Regions from separate parts of the Mus musculus genome. Here regions 1, 3, 4, 5 and 6 are each linked to region 2. A link is a loop called in an ENCODE intact Hi-C map of the cell type or tissue named here. Cell type or tissue: heart. All regions are shown on one strand. Region 1 has its middle 41 kb from the start of Gm30275. Region 2 has its middle 62 kb from the start of Gm30275. Region 3 holds the start of Slc7a7 (solute carrier family 7 (cationic amino acid transporter, y+ system), member 7). Region 4 has its middle 27 kb from the start of Gm30275. Region 5 holds the start of Gm41153 (a long non-coding RNA gene). Region 6 has its middle 25 kb from the start of Dad1.

The links. A loop is a pair of places that touch in the nucleus more often than their neighbours do. Peaks named below come from ENCODE experiments on the same cell type or tissue, not always from the same donor. Only the 100,000 strongest peaks of a DNase experiment are listed, where the experiment ranks them.
Region 1: it touches region 2 in a loop (2.7-fold over the local background); 35 of 42 quality-filtered maps call a loop at or near these places.
Region 3: a loop joins it to region 2, with 4 times the contacts of the local background. A loop is called at or near these places in 8 of 42 quality-filtered maps.
Region 4: it touches region 2 in a loop (7-fold over the local background); 36 of 42 quality-filtered maps call a loop at or near these places.
Region 5: a loop joins it to region 2, with 4 times the contacts of the local background. A loop is called at or near these places in 9 of 42 quality-filtered maps.
Region 6: it touches region 2 in a loop (5-fold over the local background); 32 of 42 quality-filtered maps call a loop at or near these places.

The regions. Positions count from the first base shown.
Region 1 is chr14:54,164,635-54,169,634 of GRCm38, reverse strand. It overlaps Tcra, Traj52, the pseudogene Traj51, Traj50 and Traj49. Among named protein-coding and RNA genes, the nearest start is that of Gm30275, 41 kb to the right of the region's middle. In heart, no CTCF peak of the experiment used is centred here; no DNase peak of the experiment used is centred here; H3K27ac peaks cover 4,933 bases.
Region 2 is chr14:54,061,613-54,066,612 of GRCm38, reverse strand. It overlaps Tcra and Tcrd. Among named protein-coding and RNA genes, the nearest start is that of Gm30275, 62 kb to the left of the region's middle. In heart, a CTCF peak has its summit at 1,894 (motif pointing left); no DNase peak of the experiment used is centred here; H3K4me3 peaks cover 315 bases.
Region 3 is chr14:54,409,910-54,414,909 of GRCm38, reverse strand. It overlaps Slc7a7 (solute carrier family 7 (cationic amino acid transporter, y+ system), member 7), which reads left to right and starts at 4,707. Exons shown (of 10, transcript NM_001379499.1): 1 at 4,707-4,832. In heart, a CTCF peak has its summit at 1,964; DNase peaks (open chromatin) are centred at 989, 1,889, 4,539 and 4,759; H3K4me3 peaks cover 1,329 bases; H3K27ac peaks cover 2,001 bases.
Region 4 is chr14:54,150,637-54,155,636 of GRCm38, reverse strand. It overlaps Tcra, Tcrd and the pseudogene Traj61. Among named protein-coding and RNA genes, the nearest start is that of Gm30275, 27 kb to the right of the region's middle. In heart, a CTCF peak has its summit at 2,592 (motif pointing right); a DNase peak (open chromatin) is centred at 2,576; H3K27ac peaks cover 643 bases.
Region 5 is chr14:54,492,190-54,497,189 of GRCm38, reverse strand. It overlaps Gm41153 (a long non-coding RNA gene), which reads left to right and starts at 4,277. Exons shown (of 3, transcript XR_874629.1): 1 at 4,277-4,343; 2 at 4,456-4,615; 3 at 4,854-4,877. In heart, a CTCF peak has its summit at 2,766 (motif pointing right); no DNase peak of the experiment used is centred here.
Region 6 is chr14:54,226,211-54,231,210 of GRCm38, reverse strand. No RefSeq gene overlaps it. Among named protein-coding and RNA genes, the nearest start is that of Dad1, 25 kb to the left of the region's middle. In heart, a CTCF peak has its summit at 3,112 (motif pointing left); DNase peaks (open chromatin) are centred at 2,990, 3,620 and 4,040; H3K4me3 peaks cover 2,100 bases; H3K27ac peaks cover 2,922 bases.

The DNA of each region.
Region 1 (5,000 bases), 100 kb before region 2:
TCTCCCCTTCTCCTCTGAATGAGTTGCCCCCCACCCCGGGTATCCTCCTGCCCTGGCACATCAAGTCTGCGTGAGGCTAGGTGCGTCCTTTCCCACGGAGGCAGACAAAGTAGCCCAGAACATATCCCAAAACAGGCAACAGCTTTTGGGATAGCCCCTCTGCCCCACCCCCCTCTGCCTCCAGTTCAGAACCCACATGAAGACTAAGCTGCACAGCTGCTATGTAAGCATGGGGAGGCCTCAGTCCAGCCTCTGTATGTTCTTCCCCCACCTTGCACGTCTTGTGAGTCTACTCCCTTCGGCAACAGCAAAGACTCTCCTAACACTGCCCAATGCATCCACTGAGACAACAGGCTCATTAGGGGAGCTTGGCAAGTGACTCTCTGCTAAATTCGTCTTCAGAGAGGACAGGAACCCTCCTTTCTGTCAGTGTCCATGCCTAAGCTGAGATACAAGCCGGGGGCATGGGGGGGGTGTGACTTCTGCCATGCTCACACTTCAACACCTCCCCAGATGACAGTTTTTTTTTTGTGTGAAGTTTCTCCTTGTCCTCACATGGCCTATGTCCCTCTCCCCTCAGTTGAGTCACCCCTTTACCCTCTGCTCCTGAGTTGTGGACTGTGGTGATGTCTCTGGTCACCACAGTCTTGGTGAGTGAGCAAGACAGAAGACGATTACTGCAAATATCCATTGTCCCCCTCCCCACAGGAATGAGGACCTGTCCTGGCATCAGGATCATCCTTAGGGGAAGGCAAGAGGCCCGTGCAATGTTCTAGAACATTCTACCCAGGATCAAGAGAACCAAGCAGTGAACTGTTGATAGCTCCTTCTGCAGGTTCAGAATTCTACAGAATGGTGACAGATTTTTTTTTTTTTTTTTTTTTACTTACTTGGAATGACAGTCAAACTTGTTCCTTTCCCAAAATAGAAGTTCTGGTAACCCGTGTTCCACTGTGACAATAACCTCAACAAAAACCAGCAGAAGACAGAGCTAGAATCTACACCTGGGCCCCCCATGTGGGCAAGTGGGGAGTGACAGCCTGGTTGTCACTTTCCCTGTAAGGACACTTGACAAGAGTATTAGAGGGAGAAAGTTCCAGGTCTTAAAGCACCTGTGACCCCGTGCTGTCGGAAGGTGGCTTCCTTTTGGGAGGGGATTAGAAGGACAGCTCACAAGCCTTTGCTGTGGCTTGCTGTCTAATTTAAGTGTAGGCCATTTGTTTTATGCTTGGGTATTTAAATTCTCCTTTTATTCTTAAGGCTTCTTCTCTCTCCATATGTTGAGCATATATGACTCTGAAACACATTTTAAACCTAGGATTCCTTATGAAGTCTCTTGACTCTGGGGAGGATTTTATTTCTTTATTAAACTTCTAGAACAACTCATTCTCCCTAGGCTAATCCAGACTGAAGCTAGGACCACGCTGCTGTCCCTCACCCTGCCTCATTTCTCAGACACCTCAGCCCTTCCATGTCTGTCATTCTCTCCATCTTGCTCAGCTCCCATTTATGGTGAGAAGGTGGTAGTAGACCTCAGATAAGGCCTTTTCATTTCCACTCTCAAGGCCCATACCCTCCACGGCACTATTTAAGGACCAAACCCGTGTTTGCTATTCGTTGACCTCTTTTTCCAGTGAAAGTTAATAGACCTCAGTTTCCTCAGCTTTATGTTCTCGCCAACCCTGCCACTGGGCTCCATGCTCATGGTTATGAATCGCACCGTACTCCACAGCAGTGGCTCTCAACCTGTGGGTCCCGACCCCTTTGGGGATCTAAGGACCCTTTCACAGGGGTCACATATCAGACAGCCTGCACATCAGATTTACATTGTGATCCACAACAGTAGCAGCATTACAGTTATGAAGTAGCAACGAAAACAATGTTGTGGTTTGGGGGTCACCACGACATGAAGAACTGCATTAAAGGACCCTAGTAGTAGCAAGGTTGAGAACCACTGCCCCACAGGCAGCCTGCGAACTTACTTGGAACGACTGATAAGGATGTCCCCTGCCCAAACACCAGCTTGCTGAAGGAGGAGGATGCTACACAGCAAATCAACCCTTTACAAAAAACTGGCAGGTGACTTACAAAGCAAAGATCCCAGGTTTCTGTGATACAATTTCAAACGGCATCTCAGGTCCTGTTCAGCCTATGAGATCTGAGCAGGGGAAACATTTTGAACAGACTCCGTTGGGAATAACAGGACACCTGCTGGGTGCCTGCAGTTCTCCTTGGTGTCATTAGAACCTCTGACACACTGCAGGTTTTAAAAGGTGCCATGGAGCTCCCTGGTCTCCTCCCATCTTTATGATCCCCCCACCCTTATCCTCCATCCGTATCTCATTTCCATCTCCAAGCTAGCCTGGTGACACCAGGTCCTCAGGCTTCATCGATCTACCTTCTCGCAGACAGCATAGCTTCACCAGCACCCTGTGATTGAAGGGCTAGAAATGCCAGGCTCGCCAGAGCCGAGATCTGGACTCCCTGCACCTTCCCTCTGGTCAATATGTTGTTCTCATTTGTCTGGCTAATGAAGAGCTGACCTTTCTAAGTGGATGCATTTTGCTGAAATGACAACTGCCAGAGAGCTAACAACAAAGGCCATGCTCTGGAGACACCCTTGGCCTTTCAGACCCCTCTGGCATATTTCAGCCAATTGGATCCTGAGCTAAAATGTCAACTTCTCAGTGTTGGCACTCGTACTCCTGGGTTTGGGGAAACTTAACAACAATATCATCATCATCATCATCAACAACAACAACAAAAACAACAGCAACATGAGTAATATTGGTACAACCTGGACTCTGCTCAATAGAACCAGACTTTGCCAGAGGATACCTTTCACATTTGAGACATTTATAACAGCCCCACATTGAACCTCAGAGCAGTTGGTAACAGCCTCTCTCCACACCCACCTGGTGTGATTCTATGCTGCTAAGGTCAGATAAAAAGCATGATGTTGGATATGTCCTCCACATACCTAAGACTCTGTACTATGCTCTCTGCTCGCAGAAGAGAAGCTGGTTCAACACAGGGCTGGCCACACGTCTCTTCGTGAGAAGACACTGTCCTTGGTGGAGACCCTAGGATAGCAACTGTAGTTCTCTGATACCCACCTCCTAATTCAGTCCTCTCAAGTTTCACCAAAAAGCCTGTTTCTGCTTTTTAACTGTTTCCTCTCCTGCTTGCCACTTATTGAATTTATTATTTCGAAACACCCATAAGCTCCAGGCTGCCTTTAATTCATATCTATTTGGTTCTCTTAGGATTCCTACAAGGAAGATCTAAAAGCCCTGCAGTGGGAAAGTAAATGAAGATATGCCAGGGACATTGAGTGGGGCCCTTCCAGCTTGTGTCTCTTTCCATATATGGGCTTTGCCACACTGTCTCATATCTCTCTGCAGTGGGAGGTTTTACAACAGACGACAGAAGGAATTTTATGCATCTTAAAAAATAGTCACATTTCCCTCTCTTCCCAGCAGGATCCAGCTGCAAGCACACCAGAGCCAAGTCTTCCTGTCTGTTCTAATTATCGACAAGGATACAAGTTACCATGAGAAGAAAGGTTTTAAGTCATGGATTGGATACTCTGGAATTAATTGCAATCCCTCACCTGTGGTTTCAGTGATGGGGAACAGGCACAGTGACCACTTCTTTCTGTCCACCCTTTCTCTCTTTTTCTAGTTTTGCATTTATAGATGAAGTTGGATGCATGCAGGGAACATGGAGGGATTTGAAATGAGACCTGATAGTCCCACCCAGATTTCTGTTTTTCCTTCTCTGCTTCATTAAAAAAAAAAAAAACCTTTCTGAACTGAGTATGTATGATATGTCTATTCATGCCTTGTTCTAATTATCTCTCTCCATGTGGAGGGCACGAGTGGCGATGGCCTTTACTGTGTCAAGGATAGTCTAGGATTTCTATAAGGGAGACCTTTCTGATAGGGATGCTGTGAAAATATAAGATGGGATCACCAGGAGTCATTTGGCAAGGGTTTCTCCTCCCCCTAAAAGTTAGAACTTCACTTCAGAGAAGGCTCTGAGCGCAGTAAAGATTCTAGCTTTTTCAAGATCAGCTTTATTCTGACAAAGGGAAGAGAGCTAAGGAGACTGCAGATGACAGAGGACCTTGAACAACATTTAGTTTACGTAAGCAAAGCGTGGCTCTGAAACAACATGCAATCCTTTTAAACCTGGTGCCAGGGTTCCAGCTCAGAATTCCCCACCATGCTGCCATTTCCTTTCTCACTTACTTGGATGGACCCTAAGGATGGTGCCGTGTCCAAACGTGAGCTTTCCAGTGTTAGCTCCAGTGTTAGCACTGTAACACGGGCCTTTACAAAAACACCAGGTGGAACCCCCGAGGACCACAGATACCTTTACAATGACACTAGGCGGAACCCTGAGCCTCGCAGACACCTTTATCTTTTCATTTTAGGGACAGTAAACTCATCGAGAAAGGCCTGGGCCTATGAAGCTGAGTACAATTCTCTGAAGGTCAGGAGACCATTTCTACATTTGGCTCAGACACACTGACGGACTGCACCCAGGGCCCGCCCCCACCTCTGTGTCCTCTGGTTTCATAATGAGCCTTACTGGTTTCTCGTGTTCAGTGTCTCTCTTCTAAAGGTCTCATTTCCATTTTACAACATCATTTTCAGGACAATTTCTCTATTCGGTTTTCAAGGCATGTCCTTCCCTCCCCTCAAGGTGTCACACATTTCTGATGACAATGAATTGATTACGAGGAGACAGGAGGAGAGTGTTCCGCCATTTGGAGGCTGACTAGAATTACATGAGGTTTAGACTCCAGCCTTGAGAGACGCTCTCTCCTTAGCTCCCTTCTCGCCTCAGCAAAGGAGAGGGAAATGGTGGGTACACGGAGCTGAGCTACCACACAGAGTAGCTTTCTGTCTGTCTTGAAGTGACAGAAAGCAACAGCCCACAGGAAAGCTCCGCTCTGAGCTCTATTCATACACTGAACTATCTGTTAATAGAAT
Region 2 (5,000 bases):
TGGACAGTGATAGAAAAAGAGTATTTTAGAATTTTTGTTCAGTTTGCTTGTTTCCAGGGAAGACATCAAAGAACAACTTTTCAAGTTTTTCAAGATTGTGGTTACAGGCCTGTACTCTGAGGCCCTAGACTGTAAGGGTAGGGTTAAATCAGAAATGTGTATAAGTGGCGTACATTATAAAATAAGTCCCCATCCTGTTCTGGCTCCCTTTAACAGAACTGTTCCGTGAAGACAGAAGTCACTGTTAGGTGTCTGTGGTTGGATTCAAGACCTTGACTGAGATTTAAAGCACTCTGTTGTTGAGAATGAGTTTATTGATGCTTAGAAAGGGCTCCCTGGTTGTTTTGAGACGTGATCTTAGCACTGAGGTAGGTATACCAAGACAGTGCTTCATTAAGGCAACCTAAGAAGGTAACTTTTAGTTAGCATGAGGAACATGTTTGCTCATTTGTGAATTTGGTTGGGATGTTTGTACTCCCTGGCATATCAGATCTAATAACAAAGATGAACCCCATGTTTGCGGTGTCAGAGCTCTGAAGGTAAGGCCCCACCTGAGACAGTAGAGAGAGAAGGATTTCTTCTTCTGGAAGATTTCTCCAGAAGAAACATTTTCTTCCTCCTGTTAATTTTTTCATGACAGCAAGAGTTTGTCTTATATTGGGAAGAAATGACACTTTCTGGGCGTGTGGGGAATTTTTGTAACAGTGCCTATATATTTTTATTTGGAGGCACTAAACTGGCTGCTACCATGGGAAGGCAGCTAGATGACTGGGGGAGTCTCATATTGGGAAAGGAAGAGTGCTCTAAATCTCATTCAAAGTCTACTCCAACCACAGAAACCCAACAGTGTCTGCTGTCTTCTCAGAACAGTTGAAGGGAGCTGAGTAAGGGCGGGGACTTCTTATATAACAATTCCCAGTTACAAATGGTGCTGGGTTTCAAAGCAGGCGTGGCTTTCTCTCCTTGGTCATTCAGCAGTGCTTTGTGTAGATCCCAGAGGCCAAGGCATCCATTGTAATGAAAGCAGAAGGACATGCAGCCTGGAGAGGTGTCTCCTGATTCCCTCTAAGCATAGATCTAAGCACAGAAGAGCACACTGAGCATCTCGGGGATCCACTGAGAGCCACGGAATTCCCACTAATTACTTAGGAAAGTGATGGGTGCTGTGCTTTCTACAAAGGGGCTGCAGGGTTTTGTACAACTGGCTATTAATGGATCGGTGTCTGTTTCTGTTAACTCCCAGTCTAGGAAGGGTCCATGCACTTTGGGTCAGTGTTATGAAAGAGCTCCTGAAAAGAAGAGAGCTGAACCTTGACTGCCCTCTTGAAATGACATTTGCAAACCAGCAGCCACTGGTTTAGCTTCACCGTCTTGAGCATTCTCTGTCATCTCCAAAATTGCATGCTCAGCAGCTGAGCATTAGGCATCCAGACAGCTGGAAAAGGGTAACAAATCCGGAACTAGTAAATTCTACATTTGTGTCCACCCACCCATCCAACAAGTATTTGCTGATAAATATTGCACTGCCCCCTGGAATTTAACTACGTCACCCCCAAGGGCTTACATCTGCATGGGTGGAGACAAGCATGGCAGCTAAGATACAGATTGTTCTTGGTCACTCCCATGATTAGATGAGCCCTCTCCCTGTCTGTTTCTCAGTGGGGAAGGTCACCTACAGGGCTGGATCTGTTTGCCAGTGAACTGCATTTTATCTCTATGATCCCAGATATGAGAAAGGCATTGCAAGAAGCCTGACCACGTTGTCGGGTGCTCTGAGGGTGGGTCCTGTTTTTGCCTTCCAACAAGAGACTTGTATCCCGAAAAGATAAGGCAAGGTAGGGATAAAAAACCGAAATGGAGCATCTGGCATTTTGGCTGATCCAGCATTGCCCCCTAGTGTTCAAAAGCAGAGCTACAGGGAATGACAAATTGCAGGAATGAGTCGGTGGATGTGTGCAGATTACTGAAGGGACTCAGGAGCAGCTGCCTCAGCTGCAGGTTGGGAAGATGGATTGGAAGCCGCCTGTAAGAGATGAAATTGAAGATTACTGTTCATTTATGGCCGGGTTCTTTAGGATCTATGCTTAAGAAGAATCAGAAACAAAGCCAATTTATTTTCCTAATCTAGATTTTGCCAGAAGAAATAATAACTGGTTGGCAAAATGGCCAGGCTGCCTCAGGATTCAATGTTGTGCTGATGGGGCAGGGGCTGGGGTGTGTGTCTACTTAGAGGTGATCATCTGGTCTCCCAGTCTCTCAGGATCCTAGGGAGATTTTGACTGACAATTGTTACTCTGACACTCTCTGGCTGCGGCCAGCACAGATCTGCTAAAAATAAAGTAGGATGCAGACTCTTGTAGATAAGGGATATTGTTAGGTTTGCAAAGGAGTCTAGTCCATCACAAAGTAAGCTTGGGTTCCCTCAGGGTTTAAGAGTCATTAACCCGACTTCGAAGGGAAGATTCTGTTAACAGGAAGAAGCCATCCTTCCCCTTGGAGGCTTGGAGGAAGAGGCTACAATTGGGTCAATGTCACCAGGGGATGCTCACCGTGTAAGCTATTCTTCCTCTGAGATCTTGGATGTATGCGTCAAGGCTGAAGTTGTCTCGGCAGCTGCTCTGCTCCTGGCAAGATCTGCAACCAGTGCAATGCTTGCTTCTTGACTTCTGCTTCACCTGAACACACACAGTATCTGCTAGATACATCCTCGCTGGTCTTCTGAGGTCATGAAAGCAGTGCAGTTACACTCATACTACCATATTTCCTGCTGCCTTGTTTCTTCAGTTGACTTATTATTTGGTTCTCTGGACCTCCAAGTTTGAAATCTTCTCGGTCTCTACCCCTTCAGCTCTCTTTTGCACTGTACCCCTGAAAAGACAGAGGAACAGGCAAGAGGAACCTGCTAAATTTAAAAATGAAACAGAAGAGTGGCTGGTTCAGTAGCCGGGTAACTATGACACAGTGCATTCATTAAAGTCATGTGGCCGCTATCAAGTTCAAGTCCTGGAGGTTCCTTTGTAGAAGACCTTGGCAAAGGAGCAACAGAGAGAGTGAATTCAGAGCAGGACAGTTGAGATAGAAGAACACTGGGGATGGATAAAGCAAGGGCATTGTGCTTGTCTTGGGAGAAGACGCCGTGAGTTATACCAAGTCTACAAGACTCCAAGCACAGTCACAATGGTATACATAGAGAGCTGTCTGTGTTCTAGCGTGTAGTTAAGGAGCTTTGTGAAATCTTTTCTGCTAAGCCTTATTAAAACTCCAGTGCCTCACATTTAATAAGCCCTTGATAATGAGAATATAGCTCATGGCACAGTGGTTAGAGCTAACGCTGTGCAATCTAACAATCTGGAATCCAAGTTCTTCTTTGAGACTTTAGCTGTTGACTCTCAGGAGAGTTTTAGCCTTTCTGAGGCTTTGGTTTGCTATCTGCCTCGTGGAGACACAGTACCTCCTCCAGCTCCCACACACTGACCCAGGGAGCAAGAACGTTAGGGAGGAAGATGTCTGGGAGGCTCTAAGCATTGTGCCTGACACATGGCTAGTACTCCCTGAAAACGAGCTGCTGGCTTTGTTTCCATGCCTAGGGCACAGAGATCTCTGCGGATTCCCGAGAAATTTTCACTCAAAGCCCCACTTAGCTGCAATGTAAACATCATTTCAGAAAAGGAAAATAAGCAAGCACAGGATTAAATCAATTACCTCCCTAAATGCCCCTTGACAATTGCTTTTTTTTTTAATGCATTTTACCTGATATTCATAATGCACATAATGTGTTAGATCAAATTTACATATCAGCTATTCTTCAGTTCCTCTGACATCTCTCTCTGCCACGTTTCCTTCAAATTTCATTCTCTTTTTCTCTCTCTCCCTCCCTCTCTTTCCCTCCCTCTCTTTGTCCCTCTCAAAATTACCCACTGAATCTACTTAGTGCTGCCAACATTGCATGGGTGGGACCATCTACTAGAACACAGTAGTATTATTTGCTTCTAAAAGTATAAAGACTGCCAAAGTTTCCAGAGACTTAGAGAATATGCTATTGAACCTGGCCTAAGATGGGAGAAACCCTTGCATGCATTCATTCTCCCCAGAAACAGACATGAAGTGGTAGTGGCTCACCCACCCATTTGCTACAAGCCGGGATGCTGTGGCCACAGCTCTGTCTTCTATTATATCTAAGTGTGATTGACCCAGTCTCATGAGCTGCCAATGGGGGAAAAGACTTGGAGTCACTGTAGTCAATCACCATTGAGAACCTATTAGAAGAACAAGGTACCATGCAGCCTCTTGAAAGGCTAAGAGTGTAGAAATGGCCATTACAGAGGAAACTCCTTCCGCTTGGCTGACTGGGGCAGGGTCTATGGCTTTACAGCAATTGGTACAGATGCTGGGTGAGGAGGCACATTCATTTTGTGTTCAGTAAAACAACTTTTATTCATGGATGTGAATTGTTATCCCCTTGGGAAAGGTGAAGGTATAGAAACAGGTTGCAGTTTCTAGGGGAATCTAATTCTCTCTCTGTCTCTGTCTCTGTCTCTGTCTCTGTCTCTCTGTGCATGTGTGTGTGTGTGAGAGAGACAGAGACAGAGAGACAAAGAGACAGACAGAGACAGAGAGAGCATAATGATGAATCAGAGCTGTGGTATCCTAGGAAGTCCTAGGTAATTACCCAGCCTGAATTTCTCCTGGAGCTTCTGGATAGTGCCAGATGTGCTCAGGCCTCTGTGCACCACCCCACAGAGCAGGCATCCAGAGCCAACCTCCTCTTCCAGGCTGTTCCTCACGTCTGGGAACACATCAAAGGAGGCTTGATATTCATAACCGCTGTGAGTCATTTTCACATAGAGCTGCAGGGAGCTGCCTGCACTGCTGCTTGCTGTATTCAACCCTTTGTAGGAGCAGCTGAGCTAAACCAATCCCCTATTATGGGCGAGAGTAGAGCCCTCCTGGGAGACCTGATTTACCCCCCACACCCCTATGCTGAATATAAAAAGCTCTTT
Region 3 (5,000 bases), 350 kb before region 2:
ACAAAGTTTCTCTATGTATCCCTGTCTGTCCTAGAACTCACGATGTAGGCCAGTCTGGGTTCAAACTCACAGGAGCTCACAGAGACCTGACTGCAGGGAATAGAGGGGTAAACCCTGCATACCACGTGTGGCCAGAGGACAACTTTTGGGAGTGGCTTTTTTTCTCTGTCCTCTGTGGGTTTCGGGGCTTAGATGAGCTTGTCAGGTTTTGAAGGCAAGCTGTTTTTCCTGCAGAAATATCTCCCCAGACCTCTCCTCGTTTTCAGTCCAGGGTCACATTTTCTCTGTTTCTGCAAAGTAAACATTTAACAGATATTTAAATAACAGTGGTTTGAAAAGCTGCCAACTTTAGGAATGTGCCCAGGGTGGCACAGGCCTAGTTGGTTTTTACCTAGTAACTCAGACCCGTTGTTGACAACTCCTCAGCCAATTAGAGATCTGAGCTGGGACCTCGCGCTCGCTGATATCTGAGTCCAAACTTGTCTGTACCCACAGGTGGCCTTTGTTGGTGTTCGTTGGCCTCCTTGGTTTGTTTTAGATGCTGAAATGGCACAAGCTGTTGAGCTAGGACTGCTGAGTTTCACTGGCGGGATCTTGAGATCAAAGGCATAAATAAGCCCAGAAGGCAGGTTGGAGAGTTTTAGGACACAGAGTGGAGGAGAGGCTCGGGAGGGCGCTTTCCTTTGCACTTAACTACTCAGCAAGCTAGGGCCACAAGGAAGGCTCTGGGCTGAGGTGGGGAGGAGGAGCCCGGCAGAGGAGATGCCCGGGTGGCAGCAGGCTCTGAGGACCTCCCTGTCTGACCAGGCAGTCTCAGCTCCGGCTCGTCCTCTGGCCCCTCCCCACCGCCGGCCAGAGTCACACATGTGTTTTCCTGTTTTCCATTTCGGTCCCAGGCACCCTCTGCCTTTTCTGCTCCTCCGTGTCAACAGCTGCTGAAGTCACACCCCCATTCTCTAACTACCACCCCTCACCCCAGTGTGCTGCTAGCCCCCTCCTCCCTGCACTTGCCCAGAGGTCTCCCGGACAGGTAAGAGGAGGGGAAGCAAGGGCAGTGGAAGTGTAGGGAGCGCAGGGGGAGGATGGAGTACCTGAAAATTGGCCAAAGAGAGAGAGGAAGAAGAACCTTATTTCTTGGCCCCTATCCCTGGCACTGTCTAGGTAGAGCTCTCTGTCCGGAGACTTCAGCTGTAGTTAATGGAAGCTCTGGTCAGAGCAGTAAACAGTTTTCTTTTTTTAATTCACTTTTTTTTTTTTTTAAGGAACGGTTTGAGCTATAGTGGAATATAGAAAAACAAATGGAGAACTGGAGAGGGAGGGGCTATGGAGCTATGGAGGCCTGGTGAGGAATCCAACTACACTAGCATGTATCTGTTTTGTTTCTGTTGTTAAGGGAGGCAATGCAGACCAGTTAAAGAGCGGAAGGCAAGGCTTGGGGTCTCTCAGGGGAGAGAGGGTGTTCTCGCAGTAGCTCACTGAGCTTGGCAGAGGAGTCTAGACTCCGAGCTGTGTGTAGGTTCCCGGAGGAAGGGCATTTCTGGTGGTGCTGTTGAAGCATGAAGCATGGTAGTTCAGCACTGGCTAGCTGCTCTGCCAGGCCCTCCGTGCCTGGTGTTCTGCTGCCTGCTCCCTGGAAGGCCTGGACTGGGAACTTCTTTAGGCTCTAGGATGAGTGTATTCTTTTCTGGAATAGCCATGATGTCCTTAGCGATGAGCACAGCAAAAGAAAGGGAAAACGACAAGCAGTGTGTCAGCATCTGTAAAATCTGCCCTGGCTGAGTTCCTCTAGAGTGGTGGAAGCGTTACAGTGAGAGCCAAAAGGGGTGTCTTCTTGCCTTTGGTGCTAGGCAGTGGTTGAGGAAAGAGGGGGCACTTCCATGAATGGCAGGCAGCCTGTCTTGCCTGGTTGCAGAGGCCTTACTGGCAGCTGGAAAGAGGATTCCATTTGTTGTACTTCCTGGAGAGACCACTAGGGCATGCTGTTTGCTGGGGTGTGGGTTCCATCCATCCTTCAATTCCTTAAGGACTTCACTGGTTTTTGTTGTATATTTGTTTGTTTGTTTGTTATCAATCATGAGCTCAACCTCCTGGACCCTCACATCCTTTTCTCCCTTATTCTTTCCAGGGATTCACATTTGAGTCTGTACTCCACTGACGGCAAGGGCATTTTGATCCTAAAAGGGCAGGTGTCTTGATGTGTGTTTCTGTGTCTTCAATAGAAGTCACAGTACTCTGGGTAGACATTGTCACTTCTCTCTCTCTCTCTCTCTCTCTCTCTCTTTTTTTTGTTTTTTTTTTTTTTGGTTTTTCGAGACAGGATTTCTCTGTGTAGCCCTGGAGCTCACTTTGTAGACCAGGCTGGTCTCGAACTCAAAAATCCACCAGCCTCTGCCTCCCAAGTGCTGGGGTTAAAGGTGTGCTCCACCATGCCCGGGCGTCACTTCTCTTTTTCACCCCAAATGACAATGGGAGGTGCAGCCGGAAGGCAGTGACAGTGATTCCACCCAGGCTGTCCCCCTAAAGACTGCAGATTGCTTTCCAATCTAATCTTAGTCCGCCCTAGGTAGGTAACTCATTAGGGAGCCACCTGGGGTGGCTTCCTGTCTAAAGGGATGGTCTGGTGACCAGAGACAATGACGGGCCAGAGAGCTGGAAGCTGAGGAGACAGCACAGCTGTGTGATCTTCACTGCCTGCCTCCTCTCCACTTGGCACCCTGCAGAGTGTGTGGTACCTGCTTCCTGGCTGCATACTTTCCATCGAGCTAATGCATTGAAATGCACAGTGGGGTGTCTGGCCTGGACAAGGACTCAGGCAGTGTTAGCACTACCATCATGGACGTGTTTCAGGGGAGGCTGGGAGGAAAGGGCAGTGTCTTCAAGACGGATCTCAGATGTATGTAGGGCTGCCTTGTGAGAAATGCAATCTTTAAAATTTTTTTAAAAATTCATTTTTATGTGTATGGGTGTTTTGCCTGCATGTGTTTATGTACCGTGTATGTATTAGTAGCTATGGAGTCCAGAAGAGGGCATCAAATCTCCTGAAACTGGAGTTGTGAGCTGCCATGTGGGTGCTGGGTGTGGTGCTCGGGTCTTCTCAAGAACAGAAAGTGCTCTCAACTGCTGAGCCATCTCTCCATCCTCAAAGCACAGTTTTTGGGAGGCCTAAGCCCAGCATCCCATCTCGGTTTAGCTAAGAACATCAAGGGGCTGGGCTGGGAGGGTGAGTGAGCATAGAGATGAACTGTCTCTGACTATTTCTGTAGAATAACCAAAGAGTGAAGAAGAGGTAGAAGAAGAAGGGATACACAGTTGGGTTTCAGAACAGGTAAGCTGCCAAAAAAGGCTCAGTATACCAGAGTTAAAGTCGATTATAAAGGTAGAATAAACTGTGATTTCAAATTGTAGAACTTTTTCTGTTTATTCTGGGCCTGTCTAACATAGTTCAGTGAAACCTTATTTCCACACTATTTTTGTGCCTTGGGGGTAGGTAAGCGCTCTACCATTGAGCTATACTCCAACTTTCCATACACACACACACACACACACACACACACACACACACATACACACACACATTATTATTATTATGTTAGCTTGTTTTTTTTTTCTTTTGAGGCAGAGTTTCTCCTCATAGCCCTTGCTGCCCTAGAACTCACTCTGTAGACCAGGCTGTCCTTGATCTTTGAACTCAGAGAGCTCCCTGCCTTTGCCCCCAGAGTGCTGGGTTTAAAGGTGTGTACCACGGTGCTCAGCTAATTTTTTTATTGTAGTGCGCGCACGCTCGTAGAACAGTAGGAAATTTTCTCCTTCCATCATGGGCTTCATCTTGGCAGCCCCTCTCCCCCTCCCCCACCTTTGACATGGGGTCTCTAGTCTGGCCTTAACCAAATAGGACCCTCCTGTCTCAACCTTCTGGATGTGGGATTACAGGTATGAGCCATTCACGTCTGGGCCTCCATATATTTTTAAGAAATGGAGGAAAGCTTGTACTGAGACCTACATAGGAAGTTTTGGGCGCTCCAGAGGTTGTAGTGTGTTTCCCTAAGAATGAAAGAGCATAATGGTGGAATGGAGTTGGATCTAGAAGTTTGATCTCATTTCTGAACCATATTTCTTTTGAAATCGCTCGAGGGTCAGACTTTGGGGGTGATGCCCCGGTTTAGAGGCAGCCACCCCTTTCTCTGCATGGGGAAGTGTACAGCGATCTCACTTAGAGCGCCACATGGGGCGTCTGAACCACTCCCATACTTCCGCCAATCTCAGCCTGTGAACAATGCGTCCCATTCTCTAACCTTCCTGCCTTTCTTGTTTCGGGTGAGAGAGAGAAGTGAAGTTTGGGTGGGCCATGGAGGGAGGACACATGGGGAGAGGTCTGTGCCACCAGTGCTCTGTACTTGGTAACTTATTAGACTCTCTGGGGTTTCAGAGAGCACACCCAGTTAGTTAGCTGTCCCTTCCTCTGGGCCTCCTGTCCCGGGGCAGAGCTGACAAAGGAGATTCCTGATCGAGCACCTTCTTATCACAGAAAGTGCTGAGCCAGGAGCTCCTAGCTGCCCCTTTCGCAGATATGAAAGGCCTGTGAACCTTGGACCCAGAGGGTTGCTTAACGCTCCTCTCCCTTTTCCTCACCCCTTCCTTTCCTAGCTCCCTCACCTCCTCCTCCCTTCTTGACCTGACTTAAATCCGGTAGGCGTTTGTCTGGGTTTCCCTCTTACTGCTGGAGGAAGGAGGAGCTGTCAGATCTCTGTTCTTGGAGGGTGTGTGTGCCTCTTTGTCTCAGAGACTGCGGCTGGCCATTGCTGTGGGAACCTCCTTATATCCAGAGCCAGGGAGTGAGTGTGCCCCACCCTGTCCCCTTGCTAAACCCTCTGCTGTTCTCTGTCTGTCCAGTCACTTCCTCGAGCTACAGAGCCTCTGGCTGTAGTGTTTCGCCATTTGTCTGATTGCTTTCCTATTTTGTGCAGCTGTCTCTAGCTCTGTATTTCAGGGCATCTGCTGTC
Region 4 (5,000 bases), 89 kb before region 2:
CTGGGGGCCATAAAGTAAATGAGGCAGGCCAGGCTTCCCTTTCTACTACACAAAGACACAGAGTACTTCCTTGGGTACCAGGAGCTCACTCAGAAATACCATTCTTCAGACACTTTCTCTCTATGGATTTAGCTTAGGAAAACATGCAACTGGGGAGATAACTCTTCCTACAAAGTGAGTGAACACACACTAGAGCCAGTCAGAAAGAACACTGTTAATTACCTGGTGTTGAAGGTTACCCATGTGATGCACATTTTTTCTTTCTGAAGCCACATCACTCAGGGCCACTGTTAACTATGTCCTAGGCTCACGACAAAGTCCACTACTGTTCGTTCACATCCCTGGTCCATTGACAAAAGCCTTTGCGTCTCTTGGGACATTGACAATGTCTTTTTAGAAATCGGCCTGGATGATTCGTGGGAAAATTGTAGGTTGTTAATAAGTATTTGTTAAGTTGAATTGTATTAAATATCCATATTTTGTTACTATTCCTGAAGGAACACTTCCATCTCCCTCCAGCAATTTTCAGGTAGAAAAAAAGTAATTCTGTCAGATGTTACTTGCTGAGTTTCATGAGTCTTCCAGTCATGGCTCCAAAAAAAAAAATGCCAATTTCCTATTAATTCTGTACCCACAGAAGTGAGCACCTTTACAAAAACCTGCCGTCAGCTTGGTTCAAAGGCAATGACTTTGCTCTTTCTTCACTCCAAAGAGATACTCCGTGTTCCTCAGAGAGGCCCATCTTCCCTGAGAAGGGACTGCCTTCCTTTCCTCTTTTGGAGGAGAAGTAGGGGGGAAGAAGAGTTCATTTTAGGATAAAGATGATAAATAAGATTTCAAAAATCTTATCACACCAGGCAGTTTTTTTTCCTTCCAAATTGATGGCTTTGCCAAAGGCTGTTTTCAGCACTCCTCTCTCTCCAGATGCAATAATAACTGGATTTCAAGTTGGCATCTGGACGTGGACCTCCAGGCTCCGATGAGTTGCACACATTAAACCAAGACATTCTGTTACCCTCCAATAGAGAAACATGCCTTCCTTTCTCTTCTTGCTGGGCAATGGGAGAATTCAAGCAGCATGCACTCGGTGCTATAAACTCTTAAAGTCTTGGGACAGGATCACTGTTCTATATAGTGGGACTCTGGAGTGAGAGCCCTGGATTGCCAAGTGCAAATTGCTCACTGGGAAGGTAAAGACAAATTTACTCAAGGTCATGTAAGTAGGTTTGAATCATAGCTAGGATTAGAATTCAGGGCTTTTGGGTCCTAGTACTGCCGTCTGCTTCTCCCTTCACGTGCCACAAGAGAACAGGACTTTTCCTGGGCACTCTCTCCCCACAGAAGCTATTGGCTGGCCCAGGGAATGATTCTCCCTCTTAAATAGTGAATATGGCACAGTGAAGAAGGACATGGCAAATGAGAGATAAAAAGCCTTCATTTATTTCCAATGCTGCAGGCAATAGCAATTGATAGCAAGGGAAATGGCCCGTGGGATACCCAGGGAAGCCAAGGAAAAGACAGAGATGGAAAAATTTGCCCTTTACCAAAAGGATAATCCAACAGAGAGTTGGCTCTGATTAGTCTCTCTGCAGGACTTAGAGGGAAGGACACCTCATGCACAGAAGGTAAATACATAATAGTGTGGTCCTGCTTCCTCCTCTCACTTTCATCGTGTGAATAGAAGAGCTCTCTTTCTCTCCGAGTGTAGACAGGACCCAAGAATGCTTCTTACCAGTGTGCTCCAGGGAGCCACTACCAATTGTCAGCTCTTCATAAGTGAGATGCAACCTGTTGGGGCTTGATTATCAGAAGGATAACTGTGAAATAGACCCCACAGATGGCTGAGAATTCTGACCTGCAGGAGTCAGTCACAGTCCCATCAAAAAAAGGTATCACCGACTTGGTTGAGCCAGGGCTGTTCTTCCCACAGGCTGCTCCAGAGATGGCATCCGTGACATAGTAGAATGTCCCATAGCCCTCAGAATGTTTTTTAAAAGCTTTATAGAGAGTAGCACTAGGGAAACATCATGGTAGAGTTCTTCATCCTTATTCTTGCCCAAATCCGCAAGGTCTTTCTTCAAAGCAGGAGCCTTTGCATTATCTCTGCCTGCAGATGTGCTGGTCCTTGTCTTTCGTTGGTGTACTTCTTCGTATCCATTAAGCCAGGTTGTCCCCAGGAATCTTGGAATGGAAGGTGCCACAGGAAGACAGGGATGTCAAAGCTCTTTTCTGGACACTTGGCCCACACACACACATTCCAAATGCTTCTGAGATTTCCATCTTAGACACATATCTGAGTATTCCACAAGATAGCTAGTGTCCTGTATTCATCATTTTGTAGGGAAAATATCCACTTCTCTGGGTCTCTTAGAGTACTATCTCTTATCCTTGAAGCCCGTCCTCTTTTACTGACTGGTGAATAGTGAGCTCATAGGACCAATACAGAAGCAGGTATCAGTCTCGGGGATGATGGGGAATGGAGACAGAGAACAGCTTTGAGATCAGCTGTGAAAAGAGAGTGTTTTCCTTCTTTGACCTATTTTTTTTTTTGAACTCCAGTATGACCTGTTTATGGAGATGGGCTAGTTAGAGCAGCAGGGGGCGCTGTGAGGTCAAAAAACAAAGCCACCCAGCTCAAAGGACACTGGAAGGAAGAACAAACATCTCTCCCCTGTTTTATTAACCACATTTGTTCTTTGGCCATTTCATACATATCTACAATGCGTTCTGATTTCCTTCACTTTGCCTTCTCTATCTTTCCCTTCCTCCAGCCATCCCCCTTCTGCCTTATCGGTCCCTTTCCCATGGTTATGACTTTGTGTTTAGTTTTGTGTTCCACTGAGTAAAGCCAGGGCAGGGCCATCTGTGTGACTATGGGTATGGAGCTATCCAATGAAGTCTGGTTATGATGAGTGCTGGGTACACATATGAAGATAACCGTACCCCAAATCCACCATTATCCAATAGTTCAGCAGAGGTAGGGCCCCAGGAGATCTGTCCTTATCCATGATTGGCAGGCTCAGTGCAGGCAACTGCAGCTGCTGACTTCCTGATTACAATGGCTGGGTCACAATCAGACAATAGTATTTTGCAGCCCTTCTCTCTGTCTTATGGTTCTTGCATCCTTCCTAACTATTTTAGTAACAGCGGTTATCAAGACTCAGACAGAAGGATAAAGGAGGTTTGTTTACCCCTCTTGATTGGTGGTTTAAAGCTAAGGAAAGTCAGGCCTGGTTTTTAGGTTGCTGATGATGCCTGAAAACTTCCAGTGACCTGAGAGCTGCTTGCTGCACACAGCAATGCCCTAGGGAGATGGTTAGAGCTCTTGAGAGCATTAAGTCAACAGTGGGCTACAAAATCTGGACAGAACTTTGGGCTCACTCAGTCAAATAAAAGTTACAACCTTTGGGAGGCCTAAGAACAGTGGGCATAAAGACCAGTTTTGCATGTTCCTCAGGCTATTTGGGTTTTTGGGGAGAAGATAGCTGGCTCAAATCTCTGGGGAGCGCAGTGCTCTATGACAATGTGTTTGCAGCACTGACAGCATAAAGAGAAGATGTTTTGGGCTAGTGAGATAACTCGGCATCTAAAGGCCCCTGCTACTCAGCCTGATGGCCAGAGTTTTATCCCCAGATCCACAAGGTAGAAGGAGACAATAGAATCCTTCAAGTTGTCTTCTGACCTCACATGTATGTTGTGGTTTGTGGACAACACATGCTAGTATGTTCAAACACACACACATACTCACATACACACAAACACATACTCACACGCATTTGAAAATGTGAAAAGATATTGTCTTTAGATTTTTTTTAAACCATTGATTGATAGAACAAGTCTTTAGCTAAATTTAGCAGCCATTTTTTCCTATTTAACTAGCATTCTCTCTGAATAGTTTTGAGAACAATGCCCTTAGGGCTATATTAATCTGTGTTTGATAAGTAGGCGCTGGAGGTGGTATAGTCCTGGCAGGGTGTCTTCAGAAGCCTCGCTGACTTACTGTGTGACCTTCTCAGAAGTGCCCTTTCTGAAGAATGCCTTTCAAGAAAAGTTAGAAGGACATTGGAGCTGAGAGATGTCACTTACACCACCGGCACAGTGTCCAGCACCTGACTGTACGTGTCTTGTGTGAGGGCCTGTGGAGCCCATGTCTGTGTTCTTGGGTGTGGTCAGATGTCCCTGAAGTTGGGCAATAGGAGGAGTAGTCAGCTATTCATCAAGAAGATGGTTTAGTCTAGGGCTGGGCTGGGGACCTGGATGCTCTGAAAATGACTTCTGTCAGCAGGGGCTGGGTGTGTGCAAGGATTCTTCCAAGTGGTAGCCCCTGAGAAGGTGAGCATCCTTTTTCCTCTGAATCTTCCTCTCCAACATCCAGGGCATCATCCTTATGGATGCTCACAATGGGTTGCTGGTCCAGGTGATATTTTTCTTGAGAACTCTGCATGCCCGTGGTTGCATGGAGATACAATTCAGGAAGTCAAGTGAAAGTTGAGTTCCAGATAAACAATGAATACTTCTTTTTAAAAAAATGTACAGTGATGTTCCAAATATAGCATGTTCCAGACATTTGAGGTAACCATTGGCTGTTCTCTTGTATTTTTGTTACTCCCCCCTCTCTTTCTTTCTGTCTCATTTTCCCCCTGGAGATGGAGCCCAGAGCCTCATGTATGCTAGGCAAGGGTCTTACTGATGAAACACCCTCTGCCGAGTCCCACTGGAGAACTCTTCAGTGAAGCAGTGTTCTTTTACTGCACATCTATTTACTGAAAGACAATGAACTGGGGGTTGGGATACATCAGGATCAGTGAAAAATTGAATGTTGTCATTAGTTTGTGTGCATGTGTGTGTGTGCATATGTGTTGAGATGGAAAAAAGTAATTTTTTTTTAACAAATCTGGTATCAAGCTGAGGGAAAATTTCAACACAGATGTAATCAAGGGTGGCAACGAGTAAGTAACTAATTGGAGTGGCTGGGGACACTGAGCGGAGCTGAGGTTGCT
Region 5 (5,000 bases), 430 kb before region 2:
GTGCTTTTAGAATGGGAGGGGAATGGGAACTGGACACACAGTGTAGTGGTGGTAATCTGCTATCATCAGTAACCTGGTAACAATAGAAAGTCACTTTACCGCAGACCTAATGCCAGCTTCCCCTCTCCTGGGAAGGACGGTCAGTGGGATAGATACCGGCAGTGATGGCTAGCATCCGGAGCTCCTGTGCCGATCTCTGTCCGCTGGGGCTGTTTTCTTGCTTCTGTGAGTCACTTAGTTGAGAGATCCAGATCCTCACGAGCTGGCTGGATAGCCAAGCGTACAGATGGCTCCCTCTGTGCTCTGCTCAGCGATACGTGGCGTAGGTACCTTGCACCTTGCGAAACATCCTTGGCACTCTTCTTCAGATGATCGGGCAAGTCCAGAGCTTATGAAGGGCAGTCCCTAGAGATGACCAGCACCACTAGCACCAGGGTAAGAGGGCCCGTGAGAACCCCAAGAGGATGGGGAGACAATTGAGGCCCCTGGAGACACAACCAGAACAGGGAAGTGGGTGCTCTTATCCTCTGAGTCGTCTCTCCAGCCCTTCCTCCATTCTGAGACAAGATCTCTCTAAGTAGCTTTGGCTGGCCTGCATACTATATAGACTAGTCTGGTCTTGAATTCACAGATCTCTGCCTGCCTCTGCCTCCTAAATGCTGGGGTTAAAGGTGGCCACTACCATACCCTCTCTGCTCTAGCTTTATAGAATTGGTGTATTTCGGGGCTCAAGAGATGGTTCAGTGGTTAAGAGAGCTTGAGTCTCTTCCAGAAGACCCGAGTTCAGTTCCCAGTACCCATGTTAGGTGGCTCACAACTGCCTGTAACTCTGGCTCTAAGAATTCAATGCCCTTTTCTGATCTCTGTGGGTACCACACACAGCTGGCACACACTCAGATAGACACATTTGAAAAGCATGATAGGGAGACAATGGGGACAGACTAGTGTTGGTACACAGGTAAAATGAGCACAGTATGCTACCTTCTAAGGTCCCATAGGGTTTCACCAGGGCCTTTTCTTAGTGTTTTCTGCCTTTTCTTCCATTCTTGTGCTATTCTCGAGGCAAGGATGGAACTCTGAAGAACTGGGGCCACTTTTATGTATTTAGTGTCTAGGTTTATTTTAATTTTATGCATATAGGCATTTGCCTGTATACATGTCTGTATGCTATGTGTGTGCAGTACCCACAGAGGCCATAGAGGGGCCTTGGATCTCTGGGGACTGGAGTTACACATGGTTGTAAGCTGCCATGTGGTGCTGAAAATTGAACCCAGGTTCTTTGGAGAAGTCTGTGGTTTTAGTTGCTGAGCCATCTCTCCCAGTCCCATGGGACCATTTTTAGTCACCAAGAAGAGCTTCTGCTGTGACCCTCTGGGAACGGACTCTGCTAAACGAAGTGTCCATGAAAGGAGCATGAGATCCATACCGACACTGGACACGTTTGTCCCTCTACGTGTATCTGTGCATCTTCAAAGTCGTCATTGCCCTTCTCCAACACTCTAGTGAGTTCTCCATTCTTCCCCCATTGGTAAAACCATGAGCAATAGTGTAAGAAATTAACCTTTATCCTATAAGTTCCCAAGAAGAACCTGTAGGGCATCCAAATACAAAGGACACTGGAACATGCGGGTGCATCCAAGCTTTCTCTGCCGGACAAACACCATAGACGTATTGAGAAACATGATGTAGGCTCAGCTTCTTGCTAGGAGGTGTGGGAACTGTCTCTTCTGTCAGGCATTTGGGATGCCTTAGGGAACTTTCCAGAGCTTGGTGGAAGGTGGGATGCCATCACCCTTCCTATGAGTACTTGTGCTTCTCCACCAGCTCTCTGTTTGACCTTGAGTCAGAGGACAGAGTAGGACTGCTCTCCATTACTTGCTGTGTGCGTCCCCTGTGTGATCCTCACAGTTAAAACTGCTCCTTTCTGTGAGCTCTTCTCAATGGATTTTATACTGGTTATCTGCATACATACATACACACATTATATGCATATATATACATATGTATACATACATGCATGCATACATACATACATACTGTACTGGCTAGTTTTGTGTCAACTTGACACAGATGGAATTATCACAGAGAAAGAACCTTCAGTTGAGGAAATGCCTCCATGAGATCCAGCTGTAGGGAATTTTCTCAATTAGTGATCAAGGGGGAAAGGCCCCTTGTGGGTGGTGCCATCTCTGGGCTGGTAGTCCTAGGTTCTATAAGAGAGCAGGCTGAGCAAGCCAGGGGAAATAAGCCAGTAAGTAACATCCCTCCATGGCCTCTGCATCAGCTCCTGCTTCCTGACCTGCTTGAGTTCCAGTCCTGACTTCCTTTGGTGATGAACAGCAATGTGGAAGTGTAAGCTGAATAAACCCTTTCCTCCCCAACTTGCTTCTTGGTCATGATGTCTGTGCAGGAATAGAAACTCTGACTAAGACACAGACATAAACTTCTACAAAAGGCAAGTTCCTGTTGAGATGGTTGTTGTCTACCAGTGTGTGGCCTTAGTTGGGGCAGCTATCTGCTGTTGACTTCTGAGCCCAAACCTTGATGGTATAGGGGTCTGAAATTTGGTAATATGCATTTCATCCTCTTTGTTGTGCTTAGCCTTCAGGAGTAAAGTGGGCAAGTGTCTCACACCAACGTGAGGGTTCCCATAGGTATCTGGGTTACATTCTCAATCACCTGACTCCCTCCATTATCTTAGCTATCTCTGAACCTTCTGGCCACTTTGACTTCCTCAGTGCCTAAGGACAAACCTCCTCTTTCCACCAGATGGCGCTGTGACAGCACTGCCATCTGGCGTTCTGTGGTCCAGAGAGGCCTCTGAGTTTACACCCAGTCTGCCTTTAGGCTCTGCCTCTGACCTATGGGATTATGGGAATCCCAGTTCAGTATCCAAAAATGGCATGGGCATTGTACCACAGGGCTCTTCATACTTGATGTCTACAACCTTTTCTCTTTTAAAAAAGGTGTGTGTGTGTGTGTGTGTGTCCCTCTGGGTGAGCAGTACCTTTAATCTCTTAGTTATCTTTCCAGCCCCCTACAACTGTTTACTAACCAGCTCTTACCCCTTGCTTTATATAGTTTTACCTGGGATAACAGATTTAAGACCAGTGAATTCCAGAGAGTCAAGTATTCCAAGAGTAGGTCTGTTGAGGGGCACCGTCCTCTGCTTGCTTGGCACAGCAGGGGTTATGCTATGCCAGAGTGTGGCTCCAGGCCTAGGAGCCAACCTAAAGGAGAGGACCTGAATTCAGGGGCAGGGTTCTGTGGAGATCCTCCATTCTTTACTGATCACTATGGCAACAGAATGCTAAGACTTTATCATGCTAAAAATATGGATAATTGCCCTTAGGTTTTAATTTGTCAGCTCTCAGCCTTCTAGGTGGGGTGATGGTTTTGTGGGATGTTAGCCTCCAGATTTACTTTCTACACTAAAGTACTAGAGGTTGGCTGGCGACACAGGCAGCCACTGGACTAGGACTTGGCTAGGTCCTAACTCGTGTCCAGAGCTCTCCCTGCCCCAGCCCTTCCATCCCTCAAGCCTATCTTACTTTATTCTTTGGGCCTATGGGAAGGGAACAAAAGAATGATATTCTATTTTTAGGTAGGAGCTGCTGGCTATGGCCCAGTCCCCTATAGTTATCGATTTGGCTGCTAATGTATCTTGAGTGGTGCGGGGACTATTTTTTGTTAGTCATTCTGAGGCTGCGAACCGGACCTCACAGTTGGCTTAGACTCTTCTTAACTGTTATACTCACAGACAGTTTCCCTTCCCTTTTCAGATGGGCCCCTATTTCTGTTTGATTTCCTCAATAGTCCCACCCCCGACTTTCCCCAACCATCCCCTTTCTGAACACTGGGTCTTCTACATCAGTCTTTTTTTACTCTATTCTTCTTGTTTGTTTGTTTTTTTTTTTTTTTTTTTTTTTTTTTTGGTTTGTTTGTTTTCAACACAGGGGTTTGTCTGAGAAGCCCTGGCTATCCTAGAACTCACTCCATAAACCAGGCTGGCCTTAAACTCAGAGATCTGCCTGCCTCTGGCCCCCAAGTCTGGGATTAAAGGCGTGCGCCACCACTGCCCGGCCTCTTACTCTGTTCTTACTTCACTGGAGAGAAAGACAACACGGGTGTAAGGAAACATCTAAGACAACTTTTGCGGTACTTTTACCCCATATAAGGTGGCAATGTCTAGTACATAACAGCTGGTGCCACTGTGTGTGACTCAGCGCTGTTACTCATCCCTCCGTAGGGGGCGGTTAGAGTAGAGAGAAGCTGGCAATGAAGAGTCCCTGTCCGGGCTAAGATAGAAGAAACCTCCCTCCAGTTCTCCCACCTGAGTACAGGTAGGAGGATTCAGTGAGACTCTGACCCAGATCCTTTCCTGGAACAGCTAGCATTATCCAACTAACCCTCGGTTCTAAATAGGCTTCTCGCTTGACTTGGGCTCTGTTGTAGGTTGGCTTCCTGTCGTTTTGACTAAACACTAGGCAAAAACAAGTTGGGGAGGAACGGCTTGATTTCATCAGTGATGTCCTCCACCATTGAGGGGATCCAAGGTGGGCACTTGAAACAGAAACCACGGAGGGACCGCTTCCTTCCCGGATTGCTTCCCCAGGTTTGTTCAGCCTCCTTTCTTAGACAGCCCAGGCCCACTTGCCTAGGGATGACCCCGCCTACAGTGGGCTGGGCTTCCTCCTTTCTTAGACAGCCCAGGCCCACTTGCCTAGGGATGACCCCGCCTACAGTGGGCTGGGCTCCTACATAAATTAGCAATTGAGACAATGCTCCACAGACATGTAACTAGAGGCCAGTCTGGTCCACTCAATTTTTCAGCTAATGTTCTCTCTTTCTAGGAGTGAAAGGTGACCGCAAAACCTAATCAAAGACGTCTCCTACTGTATGCTTATGTCTCTTCTAAGACAAGACCTTCCTTTGGTTTGCTGTGTTCCTGAGCTGGGGAGTTTGATACCTAGCACCATGTTTTGTAGCTTACAAGTGCT
Region 6 (5,000 bases), 160 kb before region 2:
AGGTGCCTTTGTATACAGAGTCATCTTGTCTTCTGATTTTGCCTTATCACTGAACTTCTGACCCACGGGGCTGGCAAGGTGGCTCAGAGAGTAAAAACCCCTTCTGCGCAGCCCCGGTGATCTGAGATTGACCCCCCCCCCCAGCTTCCACGCAGAGGTAGAGAACTGACTATTGAAGTTCTCTGACCGTCACAGGGCACCGCGCCACACCATCCCCGCCATGAGACTGAGCCTACAGTTTATGCATCTATTATGCTATGTATTCCCTCAGCAGGGGAGCCCTGTCCACCCATGCTCCCTGGAGTGGACAGGGCTCGGGTTTGCCATTCTAATTCAGTCCTAAAGAGGAACCAAGTAAGTGCACACAATCACAGCTGAGTCACTGAAGCAGAATGTCAGAAACTGGTCTGGTTGGGGGCCCTGCCTAGCTGATGGCTGCACCTAGCACTAGGACTTCGTGTTCGCTCTGTTTGGTGGGAAACCAAGGCATTCGGACTAGTCCACCGTGTTTTTTTGTTTGTTTGTTTGTTTTTTGTTTTTGTTTTTTTGTTTTTCGAGACAGGGTTTCTCTGTGTAGCCCTGGCTGTCCTGGAACTCACTCAGGAGACCAGGCTGGCCTCGAACTCAGAAATCCACCTGCCTCTGTCTCCTAAGTGCTGGGATTAAAGGCATGCGCCACCACTGCCCGGCCCACCGTGGTCTTATATAAGCCAGTTCGTATGTTTCCTAAGTTGTCAAAGGGGCAGAGAAATGCGCTGCCTTGGTTCAGGTTTGTAGGATCGAAGGAGGTAATGTTTGCTTTGATGTTGAGCAAGCACACACTATCGTGACTCGGGATTCTAGACGAGGATGTTGCCCGCTCATGTGATATCATTGGAATAACTCAGCCAGGGTCAGCAAGGAGAAGGAAGGATGCCCTAGAGTCGATAAAAATCATGTCTTGCGCCAGGCATGGTGGCGCATGCCTTTAATCCCAGCACTTGGGAGGCAGAGGCAGGTGGATTTCTGAGTTCAAGGCCAGTCTGGTCTACAGAGTGAGTTCCAGGACAGCCAGGGCTACACAGAGAAACCCTGTCTCGAAAAACCAAAAAAAAAAAAAAAAAAAAAAAATCGCGTCTTGCAGTTTTGTTGACCACAGTCTTTTAGGTTTACCTTGGGTATTTCCTGCCCAGACTGACCATGAAACAGACCAGTTGCTCCCACAACCTAAACCATGTTATTTGATCCACTTCACTCTCAAGTTCTGCCAGTCCCATCTTACGTCTGTCTGTGCTTCTTCCATCTGGTGTTTTCTTTATTTTTCCTTGGTTGATAAATTTAATGTGGATGTTTCAGAGAATGGAAGGAACTGGATGGTTTCAAAGTGGATTTCAGGAGGGCTTCAAAACTGGAATCCTGTGGCCTCTCTTTTTGTTTTTGTTTATTTCTGTTTATTTATTTATTTTGGAGACAGGGTTTTTCTGTGTAGCCCTGGCTGTCCTGGAACTCACTCTGTAGACTAGGCTGGCCTTGAACTCAGAAATCAGACTGCCTCTGCCTCCCAAGTACTGGGATTAAAGGCGTGCGCCACCACTGCCCAGCCCTGTGGACTCTGGAAGGGTGGTATGCTCACATTTCCAGGACAAACACACCCTAGGATATTGTAGGACACACTGGCTGGAGGAGGAATGCTTCTCAGAAAACCTGCCTTGAGGGGAGGTGCCTGGAGCGATTGTATCCTGCTACTACTGGCTCAAGGAATCCTACAATCAGGGAAGCCCCTGGGGTGCCAGAGAGGAGGGAAAAAAATGTGTCTCCTCACAGGTGATACAGTGAGAAGCATCAGGGGGGCCATGGGATACCGTGGGGTCCTGTGGTCCTGAAAAAACTGTGACCTTGCAAAAGCTGGAAGTCATGGAAGGAGTAACAGATGTGCGTGATAGAAGCTACTGGGGCCACAGTCACGGGCGAGGTGGGGGACCGCTGCTGAGCGGGGGACCTGGCGGGCCCCAAGCCTATGTGAGCGCCGGCATCCTCACGCAGCAGGCTGCTTTTATCGCAGCATGGGTGCATCCGAGCAAGCGCGCAGGATTATGGTCCATCCTTTCGCTCGTGCTGCCATCCCACTGCTTTGTGTCTGCCTGGGGATTTCGGTTCGCGAAGCATTAGCATACCATTATCTCCTCAGACAACAGGGAGAGAAGGTGGGCATGCATTCCGGTCTCCGTGTGAATAATGGAAAATGGAGAGAGACAGGGGAAAGTTAAATGTGCCACGAAGGACACTGAAGCTTACAGACCCTGCTTTGCCTGACCCCTGCCTGCCTGAGGACTGCCAGGAAGATATTAACAGAGGCCATAAAATTACAGCCATTACGTCTGTCTCCCATGCTCACACAGTGCCCGGACTGTCTGTGCCTTGACTTTAGGCAATCTTGAGTTTAATTTACACACACTGAGGTGCAGCAAACCCAGGCTTTCCAGCTGGATGCATTTTGACAGGCATCTACCCCGATGTGCCCATCATCCAGGTTCAGATCAACCGCCCCGAATTCCAAACCCTTGTTCTCCTTTCCCATCAGTCCTTTCTCCCTAGAGACACCTAGCATGTGAGTACCTGTTATGGGCGACCCCTTTGGCCATTTCTTAAACTTTAGTTGTATGGAGTCAGAGTCCCTGAAACCTGACACAGTGTCTGCCCTTTAACAGGTATCCCGCTGGAAGAAAGCCTTCGTTTCTAAACTACCTGAGAGAATGTTGGTACAAAGAGGAGAACTGAGGCTGCGGGTTTACAGGCTACAGAGTGAAGTCATGGATCCTGGGCCTGCCGGGCCCCATATTCCATCTCCTGGCTTCCAACAGGGTAGTTTCTTTCTGGGTTTCTCTTGTAGCTAGGTCTCCTAAACCTGGGTAGGCAGTGCCCCCTGCTGCCTGAAGGCCTGACCCTAGACTCTTTGCAGGCAGAGAGGATCACACAAGTCTGGAGTCCAGTGACTGGCACAGGGCAGGACCCTGTGAAACAGAAGCCACTTGTCATTTTATTTTCCTTTGGAAAGAGTTTTTCCGTAGGATGCAGGGATTTTCTTTATCCCGAATAAACACGCCGAGGGAGAAAGCCTTTTGGTGGAGTACTGCTGCCCCCGTGTGGCTACCTTAAGACACTACAACAGAGTGGGACTCCCAAGACGAAAGTTTTTCAGGTTTCAGGTTCTGCGACTTCCTAGGACCCTGAGAGACAGATGTCCACTAGGGTTATCTCTTGACACTTAAATTTCCTCCTGGAGTGGAAATGAGAGCGAATGGGGCTTCTTGTGGAAGGTATCTGTTGGGGAACGAGCCTTAGCTGTGTGTGTAGGCAGCTGCCTCTTTCACAACCTGTCCAGCACAAGCTGGACTGGACATAGACTTTCTCCCTTGAACTAAGTATATAGACTTGTCTAATTTGAGGGCAATAGAGGTCAGGGGAGGGGGACTTCTTGGGAGTGGAGCCGCAGTGCCTCCCCAGCCGGCTGCTGTGAATGGGTGTTACCACCAAGACCTGCAAGCCCCACCCAATGTGCTCTCCGTGGCCTTCTTTTCTGCACCTGTGGTTGGGCTGCGGTGTAACGGCCCAGCCTACCTCTTCTGGGCACGTGGCCCGGAGAGATCTTATCTCTAACTCTGTATTTTTAACTCCTCTTTCCAGAGGATGTGGCTTCTGCGGGAGAGCTTCAAAGGGGGACCTGTTTGCCCATGTCAGCAGCCGTGACGTCATGGAAGTGGGAGGCTGTTCAGACCCAAACACCTGGAGGGAAGTGGGAAACTTTTTCCATTTCCTGTTCTACTTCTGGCTATTGATTCACTATCTGACCAGCTTACCCATTTCAGGGTGCAGCTGTCTGTGTGATTCTTGGAGGAAATCCTATGCCTTGTGTGTCTGTATGAAAGGAGACAGCTGTGTTACCCATGTGGCTTTTACCCAAAGCAGGGCTGGCGATCCTTCAGACTGCCCCCCACCCCACCCCACCCCCACCCGTAGCCAGTACATGCAAGAGTTACAGTATTTGACAGGTCTCTCACACTCACCTCTGGGAAATATCCCTCGGGGACCCAGACTTCAATCTTGTCCAGGGCGGGGTGGGCTGGATATAGACTTCCTGCTTTGTAAACCGGAAGCCCTTCTTCCCACATGTTGCTCGAGGAACTAGGTTTCAGTGGGTTTGTGTGGGTCACTGGGGAAACTGAAATGGACATTAAGTGACCTTTGGCCCTGGATGCTGGTTCTCATGTAGGACCAGAGTCTTTAGACTTTTAGAAGCCAGTGTTTCCTGGTAACTGTCCTGCAGGATTCAGTCAACAGTCATGAAGCTAATGTGAGTCTGAACTCTTCAAGGGCGCACCACTCAAGCTCTGATTATTCTAATAGTTTTTGCCAAGCTACTCTATTCCTTGCAAAACCGAGACAGTGGCTCACCTGGCCTCTGTTAACGCCACTACGTTCCCTCTCCAGCTCAGGTCCCTCCCAGTGACTGTGTTGACCGTCATGATGTCATCTGTTGGTATCTGTTGGGTGCAAGGTACTGCACTAGGTATGGAGGAGCTACTGGTGAGCAAGGTATTCCTCCTATCCGAAGGGTCATCTATAGTCCCTTGCCAACATGTCACCTGGTAATAAAACACTATTAGATTTGATATTAGACATGAGCTTTGGGAGTTGGATTTTATGGTATACCCCAAACAAAAATGAGACAAAACTAAACCCTTGAAGCCTCAGGGGGTGGCCTGAGTGGTCAGAGCACACACCTGTCCAGCCTGCCTGTTTCTGGACTGAACTGTGACTCCAGCTGCACCGGACAACGTTGCAGAACACTTTCCACAGTTCTAGCCTTGGAACGTGAAGGGTCCGTTTTTTTTTCTGCCTTCAGAGCTGGCCTGCAGAAAACCCCTTAGGGAGTAAGGGCATTTATCTAGACTCTAGAGATACCCATTTTACAGCTGGCCCTGGCAAGGAGTTTGCTGGGCTATGGGTGCCTTCTCTTCGGG